Regions from separate parts of the Homo sapiens genome. Here region 1 is linked to region 2. A link is an interaction called in ENCODE POLR2A ChIA-PET data of the cell type or tissue named here. Cell type or tissue: Panc1. All regions are shown on one strand. Links, peaks and the distances in the headings refer to the core of each region. The heading gives the core; the rest is flanking DNA. Region 1 overlaps LOC100129603 (a long non-coding RNA gene). Region 2 overlaps SDK1 (sidekick cell adhesion molecule 1).

Evidence for each region. ChIA-PET counts read pairs that join two places held together with the same protein. Peaks named below come from ENCODE experiments on the same cell type or tissue, not always from the same donor. Only the 100,000 strongest peaks of a DNase experiment are listed, where the experiment ranks them.
Region 1: POLR2A ChIA-PET joins it to region 2 with 6 read pairs; 1 of 35 experiments calls an interaction of 5 or more read pairs at or near these places.

The regions. Positions count from the first base shown.
Region 1 is chr7:3,144,443-3,149,824 of GRCh38, forward strand. LOC100129603 (a long non-coding RNA gene) reads right to left here. Exons shown (of 4, transcript NR_126024.1): 3 at 4,539-4,626. Among named protein-coding and RNA genes, the nearest start is that of CARD11, 100 kb to the left of the region's middle. In Panc1, for the core only: no CTCF peak of the experiment used is centred there; a DNase peak (open chromatin) is centred at 2,529.
Region 2 is chr7:3,670,115-3,675,496 of GRCh38, forward strand. All of the region lies in intron 4 of SDK1 (sidekick cell adhesion molecule 1), which reads left to right. Among named protein-coding and RNA genes, the nearest start is that of SDK1-AS1, 320 kb to the left of the region's middle. In Panc1, for the core only: CTCF peaks have their summits at 3,594 (motif pointing left) and 3,817; no DNase peak of the experiment used is centred there; H3K27ac peaks cover 831 bases.

The DNA of each region.
Region 1 (5,382 bases), core at 261-5,260, 530 kb before region 2:
GACAAGACAATTATGGAAACAGAATTCATTGTTCGAACAGGCTGAGCTCATGATATTACTGTGGATTTAAAAAAAATCATTTCTTGGCCAGGAATTAAAAATAGCTCATTCTCCCCCCCCCACCCCTCTCTTTCTCTTGCCAGATTTAGAATCTGAGGGAACCTTGATAGTTTCCCTCCTAGTTAATATTCCTGAGGCAACTTGCATTTGCAACACGGTTGAGAATCATTTTATTTTAAACACCAGTTCTTCCCACTATTCCTGTGAGGGAGTTCCAAGTTATTAGCTCAGTTTTAAATACAAGGAGATGGGAGTGGAGAGGCTTGGGGCCTCTCCCGGGGACCAGGTCAGAGAAGTCTGCATGCTCAAGGAGAGCGGAATCTCAGTCCCTTCTCATCAGCTGCCTTTTCATCTGTCCTCAATGTGTTCTCTGCCACTTTAGCATGTAAGATTTCAATGACCAGGCAGGCACGGTGGCTCACACCTGTAATCCCATCACGTTGGGAGGCCGAGGCAGGCAGATCACAAGGTCAGGAGTTCGAGACCAGCCTGACCAACATGGTGAAACACTGTCTCTACTAAATATATAAAAATTAGCCAGACATGGAATACACCTGTAATTTCAGCTACTCTGGAGGCTGAGGCAGGAGAATTGCTTGAACCTGGGAGGCAGAGATTGCAGTAAGCCGAGATCGCGCCACCGCACTTCAGCCTGGGTCACAGAGCGAGACTCCATCTCAAAAAAAAAAAAAAAAAAAAAAAAAAAAAAAAAAAAAAAAAAAGATTTCAATGACAATTTTTTTTTTTTAAAATGCACATGGAAACAGAACCCCCTGGAGTAGCCCCAGCCAGGAGCAGAACTCAGGAGTCCTGATGCCCTAAGGTTCTTGCTAATCTTCTCCTCTGCACTGGGTTAAATGCTGTCTTCTCCCAAATTCACATCTACTTGGAACCTCAGAGTAAGATCTTGTTTGGACAAAAGGTTTAATTGCAGGTGCAATGAGATAAGACAAGGTCATGCTGCTCACAGCCTCACATTCCAGGGCCACCTCTTGCCTGACAATTCCTACCCCTCTCTTGGTTTGATTTCTTCAAAAGCTGTTTCCTAAACCTCTGCTTCTCAAACATTAACGAGCACACGGGTCACCTGTGCATCTTGTTCCTCAGCATTTTTTTTTTTTTTGAGATGGAATCTTACTCTGGCACCAAGGCTGGAGTGCAGTAGTGCCATCTTGGCTCACTGCAAACTCTGCCTCCCAGGTTCAAGTGATTGTCCTGTTTCAGCCTCCTAAGTAGCTAGAACTACAAGTGTGTGCCACCACACCTGGCTACTTTTTGTATTTTTTAGTAGAGATGGGGTTTCACCATGTTAGCCAGGCTGGTCTCGAACCGCTGACCTCAAGTGATCTGCCCACCCGGGCCTCCCAAAGTGCTGGGATTACAAATGTGAGCCACCGCACCCGGCACCCTTAGCAGTTTCTGATACTACAGGTCTGGGTGGCCTTATTCTGCACCTCTCACAAGCTCCCAGTGACGCCAGGCAGCTGGTCTGGGGACACTTTGAGTAGCCTGGGTCTCACCATCACCTGTGACTCTAGCCCTGGCCCATCAGTGACTTTCTGGCCTCTGGGCTCACCTCCATCTAATCGACAGGTTGCTAACACCACCTGATGTCCTCAGAGCAAAGTACCTATTGACGGCCGGTGATGCAGTAGGCAAGCACTTCAGGCTTGGGGAGTTTAAGCTCTTTTATTGCCATGGCTTTTATGTGCTCTCTGCATTTGAGAGCTTTGCAACTTCATTAGTGTACAGAGTACTGCTGAAAGAATTCCTTGGTCGCCCCTCAGACCTTTTGATAAACAAACATTGTAAATGTAATAATCAGGTCACCACCATTAAAAATTATTATAATTAAAGATGATACAAGCTGCCCGAACCCTTGATGAACCCACTGCCTTTGTTTGGAGCTGTTGTTAAATGAATACATAGGTATTTTTCTTGCAAAGCAATGTTCTTCCTGCTTAGCTGGTTTGAGACGGAGTCTTGCTCTGTCCCCAGAATGGAGTGCAGTGGCGCTATCTCAGCTCACTGCAACCTCCACCTCCCGGGTTCCAGCGATTCTCCTGCCTCAGCCTCCTGAGTAGCTGGGACTACAGGTGTGTGACCACACCCAGCTGATTTTTTGTATTTGAGAGAGATGGGGTTTTGCCATGTTGGCCAAGATGGTCCCCATCTCCTGACCTCGTGATCCACCCGTCTCGGTTTGTAGCTGATCTTCCTATTTGCTTTCTTCCTAGAAGATCTTTCTACAAGTCTGTTCTATTCTGCTGATGTCATTTGTTTTGCATGTAACATTGCTAGGAGTCCAGGGGAAATCTTTATGCTCAAGGGCTGGGGGACGACGTTAGAAGCTATGATACAACTCCGAAATTATAACAGGAAATAATTATTACAAGAGAAGAAATATCACACTTGTCTACACTAATGCACTTGACTATCAAACAAAGAGATCTTTAAGATGATGAAGCACGCACCACGCAGGAGAAAAGTGAGGAAAACGCGGCTACAATTTGTTCTGAGTCATATCTCTTATAGAAGGGATTGCATTCTGCTTTGTCATCATTTACTAAGAAAGTTGTTTGCAAATGAGAGGAAGGATTCAGGCTATGGAAACCGGCTCGAGGTCAGGCGGCGTGGAGTTGCCAGGGCTGCGGTTCTAAGACAAGTGTCTCACCCAGTTCGCACCCATCGCGAAACAGATTCAAGGCACAATTCAGACAGAAGGTGAAAAGGAGATCCTCACTCTGGCATGGGCTGAATATTTAATACCTCCAAAGTCAAAAATAAGAACGGCTATAAGAAGACAGACAATTATAGCCCTAGCAGAGAAATTTCACTGGGCCCTAATACACCCCGTGGGATAGTTTGCATTGTATTTTAGAGCTGGGAAAACAAGCTAAGAAAGGATATCTTCATGAGGTTGCTCAACTCATAGGGGCAGACTTTTTTTTTTTATTTTTATTTTTTGGAGACAGGGTCCTGCTCTGTCGCCCAGGCTGGAATGCAGTGGCACGATCTCGGCTCACTACAACCTCTGCCTCCTGGGCTCAAACAATTCTCCTGCCTCAGCCTCCAAAGTAGCTGAGACTACAGGTGCACGTGACCACACCTGGCTAATTTTTGCTTTTTTTTTTTTTTTTTTTTTGGTAGAGACTGGGTTTGGCCATCTTGCCCAGGCTGGTCTCAAACTCCTGGGCTTAAGTGATCCTCCCACCTGGCCTCCCAAAGTGCTGGGATTACAGGTGTGAGCCACTGCACCCAGTCTCGAGCTTTATCTCTCACATGTGCCTCTATTCAGGATTCCACCCTAGTTTTGAAGAAATAGATTCACATTCTGAGTAGTAAAGTTAAAAACAAGGATCTCAATAAATTTTATGTCACCTACAATTATTGCCAGGTTTTCCTTAATGTCATGTGTAGGCTGCCCAATACTCGATGCTCAAAACAGATTTTAGGGAGCAGAAAAAAGACAGGGAGACAGAAATGGAGACACAGAGGAAGGGAGTTGTTTGATGAGGTTGGCCTATGTTGGTGAGAATACAGCACAGGTGCTTTCAAGCTTCCCCTTCACTAAATTCAGGATGCTTTTCTTTGTTTTTTGAGATGGAGTTTTGCTCTTGTCGACCAGGCTGGAGTGCAGTGGCGTGATCTCGGCTCACTGCAACCTCCACCTCCCAGGTTCAAGCAATTCTTCTACCTCAGCCTCCCGAGTACCTGGGGATTACAGGTGCCCGCCACCACATCCAGCTAATTTTTGTATTTTTAATAGAAACGTGGTTTCACTGTGTTGGCCAGGCTGGTCTCGAACTCCTGACCTCAGGTAATCTGCCCACCTCGGCCTCCCAAAGTGCTGAGATTACAGGTGTGAGCCACCATGCCCGGCTTTTTTTTTTTTTTGAAATGGAGTCTCTCTTTGTTGCCCAGACTGGAGTGCAGTGGCACAACCTTGGCTCACTGCAACCTCTGCCACCCGGGTTCAAGTGATTCTCCTTCCTCAGCCTCCCAAGTGGCTGGGATTACAGTTCCCTGCCACCATGCCCAGCTGATTTTTGTATTATTACTAGAGACAAGGTTTCACTATGTCGGCCAGGCTGGTCTTGAACTCCTGATCTCAGGTGATCCACCCACCTTGACCTCCCAAAGTGCTGGGATTCCAGGCGTGAGCCACTGCACCCGGCCTTTTTGTTATTTGTTTTGAGACAGGGTCTCACTGTCACACAGGCTGGAGTGCAGTGGCTCAATCATAGCTCACTGCAGCCTTAACCTCCTGGGCTCAAGCAATCCTCCTGCCTCACCCTCCTGAGTAGCTGGAACTACAGGCATGCACCACCATGCCCAGCTAATTTTTTGTTGTTGTTATTTTGTAGAGATGTAGACGTCTTGCTATGTTTCCTAGTGTATTAGTCTGTTCTTGCAGTGCTGTAAAGAACTACCTGAAATCAGGTAATTTATAAATAAAAGAGGTTTAATTGACTCACCGTTCCACAGACTATACAGGAAGCATGGCTAGGGAAGGCCTCAGGAAACTCACAATCACGGTGGAAGGCAACGGCGAAGCAGACACGTCTTACATGGACAGAGGAGAAGGAAGAGAAAGAACGGGGAGATGCTACATACTTTTAATCAACCAGATCTCGTGAGAACTCACTCAATATCATGAGAACAGCAAGGGAGAATTCCTCCCCCATGATCCAATCACCTCCCATCAGGCCCCACCTGCAGCACTGGGGCTAACAATTCAACACGAGATTTGGCTGGGAACACAGATGCAAACCATATCACCCAGGCTGGTGTTGAACCCCTGGGCTCAAGCAATCCTCGTGCCTTGGCCTCCCAAAGTGTTGGAATTACAGGCGTGAGCAGCTGCACCGGGCCAGGATGGCTTCTTCTCACAAGGAGTGTCTACTCCCAAACCCAGTGCTGACCTTGTGGCCCTGCTCCATGAAATGCTCCAACACCCACCCACCTTCCAAGCCAGCACCAGGGGAGCTGCCTGGCCCATTGCTCTCCCAACACACATTTCGGCCACCAAGCCCTGGCTCCAAACTTGTCCCTTCACTTTATCCCAGATGCAACACCTGCAAATGGCAGCCGTCCATTGATCCCGACAACAAAAACAGTGAGGCATTGACTTCTCCCAATCTGCCCCCAGCCACAGACCAGATTCAGCTGAAACTGGCATCAGCTGGGTGGGATCCTCTTGAGTGGCTCCTTTTGCCTAACGGGCAGGTTCCAGACAGCCTAGCACGTTTCATCAGGGTTGCCACGACCAGGCCCTGTGGATATCAGCAGGCTTTCCTATTCTCACTGGCCAGTCTCTGG
Region 2 (5,382 bases), core at 193-5,192:
CTCTACCTTGTTTCCCTATGTTTATTTTGTCTTCTCTCTCCATTCCCCATGCTGTGGTCAGAATGATATATTAATATGAACCTGATCTTGTTACTCTGTTCCTTCAAATCCATTAGTATATTAGTCTGAGTAACCAAATCCTTAATATAAACAGCAGGGTTTGTGTAATTCAGTTCCTTCCCTTATCTACCTAAATTTTTTCTTCCATCTCTTTCCCTCTGACGTCCAGCCACAGCCACTTTGGTATATTGGTTACGTTCTTAGTTTCCCGGATCAGATACCTGAGTTTGAATCTTAACTTTTCACTTACTAGGTATGATCTTAGACAAGTTCTTAAACAAAACAAAACTTTTATTAATGGACAAGTTCTTGAACCTATGCATCAGTGTTCTCATCTCTGAAATGCAGTTATTAGTCTCAGCTTCTTAGGGGATTTGTGTGAATTAAATGAGATGAAACGTGTGCGGTGGTAGCACAGTGACTGACAGTTAATAAGCCCCCAGTAAATGTTAGATTATTTGCTTAACGAACCACCTCCCTTCTTGTCTCTGGGAATTCTCGTTGCTCTCCCCACTTATACAGGATACCCACCCGCTTGCTTCCCTTGCTTAGTACTGACTTATCCTTCTGCAGCAAAGGACCTTACATCCCAGCTGGCTCAGGACAGACCCAGTTTATGTCTGTTGTAGATCAGTTAACATTTACTGTTTTTAGGTATCCCCTTTTACTACTGGTTTGTGAAATAAATTAGATGATCACCCTTTTGTGCTCAGTTCAAGAGTAACCTTTTTTAGGAAACCTTCTTTGATTCCTACAAGGACAGGTCGTCTATTATTTGTTCTTACAGCACATCCTGTAACTTTTTTTTGCCATAGTTACCACGATTACAGTTAAAACAGTTCATTGCATAACTAGTTCCTTGAGGTTTGTTTCTCCTATTGGGCTCTAGGCCCTTGGAGGACTGGGACCTCAAGGCGGGGGGTGTCTTGCCTTACCCCTGAGTTTTCAGCATTGGTCTTATCCAAGTCATTACTCAGTATATTTAGAGGAGACAAGAAACACTGAACAGGATCTGGTTTGGACTTCGTGTCTGTTTCTGACTTTAAATGTCAAGTCACTTCCTCTCACTGTCTCTTCATTTCTTCATCTTGTAAATTCAGAAAATTAAGCTTAATGTTCTCTAGAATTCCATCGGCCTCTACATTGTGTGAGTCTAGCCCATCAGGGACATTTTTTAAACCAATTTTTAAATATTTATAGTCACAAATTTAAGAAGGAAATGGAATCAATGTACATCTCCCCAAAGACAGAGTAAAATACTTTGTTGCTCATTGAATGAAGCTCTGGTCATTACCCTTTTTGTTATTATGATTCCTAATTTGTAAGCTCTGATGTTATCCCTTCTTTCTCAATATAGCTGAGACAAATGTGTAGTCTGTATGATCATATCATTGCTGTTATACCTATTTACAAGTTTAAGACTGAGTCAATAGAAAAAAATCCAAGTGAAGAGTGTTTAAAATAAACTTGTGTTTCTCCAGGAAGTTAACTAATCAAACACTTTTCATTGTAGATGTTGTCATTCAGTACAAAATAATCCCTGAGACAGTCTCATGAAAAACCTAATGCATTTTTTGGTGAGTTTTATAATGAGATTAAAAAGAAATTAAGAGCAGGAAGTGAAATTATAACGCCAGTGGGAAATCTTTGAAACCATTTTATAGTTTTTTCCTTCTTATGTAATATGTCTGTGAGATTGGGCAGGTTTTTGTTTGCTTGCTTGCTTATTGTTTGTGTTTATAATGTGGAGGAATCAGCTGAACTTGACTTATCCCTTTACAACTGATCCATGCCTACACAGTAGTTGCTTGGAGCTAAAAGCAGGAACACATGGACCCTGAGGCATAGCTGCTCTGAAGTCCTGGCGGCCTCTGGGAGGGCTTATCCATGATATGGGACACAGGGTCTCCTGAGGTCTTGGAGGAGTTTTCCTGGTAACTCTGAGGAGTGGCGGGTCATGGTGTGGTGACCATTGGTCTAACCTGAAGGACTATAGGAATGAGGGCAGGGAGAATTGTAGGGAGGCAGCCGATGCTGCTGGTGAGAATGAAAACATCCTCAGAGTGGCTTCCATACCCATCCTGTTTCTGTAGTGCCCAGTTATTGTGAATACCCATCACACGTTATTCTATCACAGCAAGCAGCTCATCTACCCTACTGCACCCCCAAGTTCTTGAAGTGTCTCTCTGTTTCTTGCCGTTACTGGAGGTAAGCCAACATGAAAGATGAAAGCTGTGTTTATACTTCTACTGCAAACTCTTGAGGAAAAAAACAGAGGCATTAGCCAAAAGAGATAGGACATACAGGCAAAGAAGAAAGATGAGCTGGAAACCAGTACCTAAATAAGTCCAAAAGCAATCTATTTATAGATCCCAGAGTGAGATCGATAAAGGAGATGATGTGGAGAAATATATATATATAATATATATATTTATATAATATAATATATAATAATATATATTAAATATATATTAAATAAATATTAAATTTATATATAAATTTGTTATTAAATAAAATTTATATTAAATAAAAATTAAATTTATATTAAATAAAAATGTAATATATATTTTTATAATATATAATTTTATATATATATATATATATATATATATATATATATAAAAAATACAGAAAGCTCTAAGTATGCACAGATCACACTTTTGCCAAAATAGGCACCTACAATGAGGGCCCCATCCCCACCCTTGAGGGTTTGGAGTGATCTTTGGGTAAAAGCTCTATTCTAACTCTTGAAATGGTTAAACTTTTTCTAGATGCATCTTTTAATATTACTTCCTCTTTTATTCCTTTTTTCTATTTTTTTTAAATAAGCATCTTTGCTTTACTTCTTTTAGCTATGAAGCAGCTCTTGCTGATAGTAAATAAATACTTAAAGTATGAAGATACTTCCTTGTAGCATTTGACCAATTTGTAAGGCAGCGGTTCCTCAATTTCAGTGATGCACCAAGCTTTTCCGAAAATGAGTTCCAAAGGGAATTGATTTTTATCTGCAATACTCTCATCCTACAGACAGGATATTGACTACACTTGATAGAATGGAAGTGTAAATCCAGAATGAAGCATTGCAGGAACAAATCCCATGGGGGCGGTTCATGATCAACAGAATCATTCATTGGACGGAAAGATCGGAGAGCTAGACAGTGTCAATAGAGACAAAAGGGGAAATAAAAGCATTCATTTCCTGAAAGAGTCTTTTCCTGGAAGGTTTTTGTTGACTGGCTCTTCCTTTTAGTATACTCTCTATTCCTAGTTGTTTATCAGCTTATGTGAGAACCTTAAAACTCATAATCATTTATAATCAATGTTTAAACATGGAAAAATAAAAGTACATACCATAGGCCCCGCCGGCCTGTTATTACATGAGTTTATTAACATTCACTGTGAGATGCCTTGGTATAGACTTACCCCTTTTTATTTCTGTCTCATGTTGTTTTGGATATTCTGCTTTGCTAATGCATTAGGTAGTTTCGTCTTGCTCTGCAAAGACAAAAGCTCAGTCATTGACCTGGAGGGCCCAAAACTGCGCCCCCTGCTGCCTTGTGTATTTGGTGGCTGGCATAGTCAGTTCATTATGTGGCAGGCAAAAGTTTGCATTCCAAGGGCGGAAGACATACACATTGGTTTTGTTTGAGAATTATATCATAAAACTGAGTTCTAAGTACTTCTTGAACATTGAGATTATTATTGATGAACTGATTATAAAGTATTCTTAAATATAAACCCAAAGCAAATTTTATTAAAAATAAATAGAAATTTGATTAAGAATAAGAGATAATTTCTAATAACTTTTTGGTAGGTGACAGCAGGGAGATTTGTTTGATCATGGAGTTTTTAAATGCTTTTAAGTCTTGAAGTCCATTAAGGCATAGAAGAGAGAATAGGAGAAAAAAACATCTCTGAATGGCACAGACCGATCACATGTTGATTGAAGCACAGTCAATGTGTATACTGAAATTGTGAGTCAAGAGCTATATCACTAAAAGATAAGGGAAAGACAGCATCAGAAATTGACTACAACAACGAAGGTGTAGTGGGAGATAAAGTTAGACGACATGAGATTCAGTGTTACAGATGGAGGCAATTTGAGAAGAGGCGGGTGGAGTGTAGTGAGCATGGTAATGAGAAGGAAGGAGGGCATCTACCCCACGTCCAAGTCCAAAGCAGGGTGGGAGAGACCTAGAGAGGGCTGCTAGGGCATGAGTGTCAGCAGGGGAGGACCAGCCTTCCTGTTGAGCAAGAAGAAGAAACATTTAGAGGAGAGGGTGACAATACAGGGGCCTTTGCTGAGGCTGGTCTTTGAGTCACAGAAAGCACAATGGAAGTGGTTAAGGAGTTTTGGTTTGGTGAGGGATGTAGTGTGGAGTAAGAGCTGTTCATGGCTGTTTGGGGATTCATATACAGGAGATGAGGGATGAATTGAGATTCTAAGACTTTATTCCATAAATACGGACAAAGGGCAGTGATGTGTTGTTCAGTGTTTGATAACTATAACTGGCTCTTGGCAGGGAAGAGCCCTGATGTGTAGCTTTTTCCAATTTTCATGGTGTGAATACTCCCACCACAGTGTATTCCAGGTGACCAACATGACGTCTTTCTATAAGGAGTTGGACAGAGATCCACAAGATTGGCTCTGTGTTCAGCACGCATTGGGTAAAGGGCATGGCTGGATTAATGCTGGTAGACTCAAGCCAATCATTAGGCAAGGCTGTGAGTGGTAGGGAGTAGAGGGCATTTGGTATCCTTCCTGACCCCTGTGGATAGAAGCATAGTGACCTGAGGAACAATAGTCTTCTTGGTGTGTGGGCCATATAAAAACAAGCCTGCATCAAATTCTGTACATGGGTTAGAGTTTGCTAGCCACGGCTGTAAACCTTCTCATGCCCGTGAGCCATCTCCACGTGTGAATCTAACAGATATCTCCAATGTTGATCTCCCTCCATGCCCCAAACCTGCTCCACCCATAGTCTATATCATATCATTTCATGGCAGCTTTATCTTTCAAATGGTTCAGGCCAAAACCTTGATCTTTCACCCATAGCCACAGAAAAACCTGTTAGCTTTCCTTTCAAAAGCTATTCAAAATCCAACATTTAGCTGTTTTCACTGCTACCACTTTGGACCAAGTGATGGTCGTCTACAGCTGGAATTATTATAACAGCTTCTGGTCTGTGGTCTAGTCTTCTTGCTTGCTTGTATTCAACACTTAGCTAATCTTTTTTTAGAATGTAAGTTAGATCATGTCAGTCTTCAAAATCAGAAATTTCCAGTTTCCTGTTTCATTCACATTAAATGCTGGAGTACTTA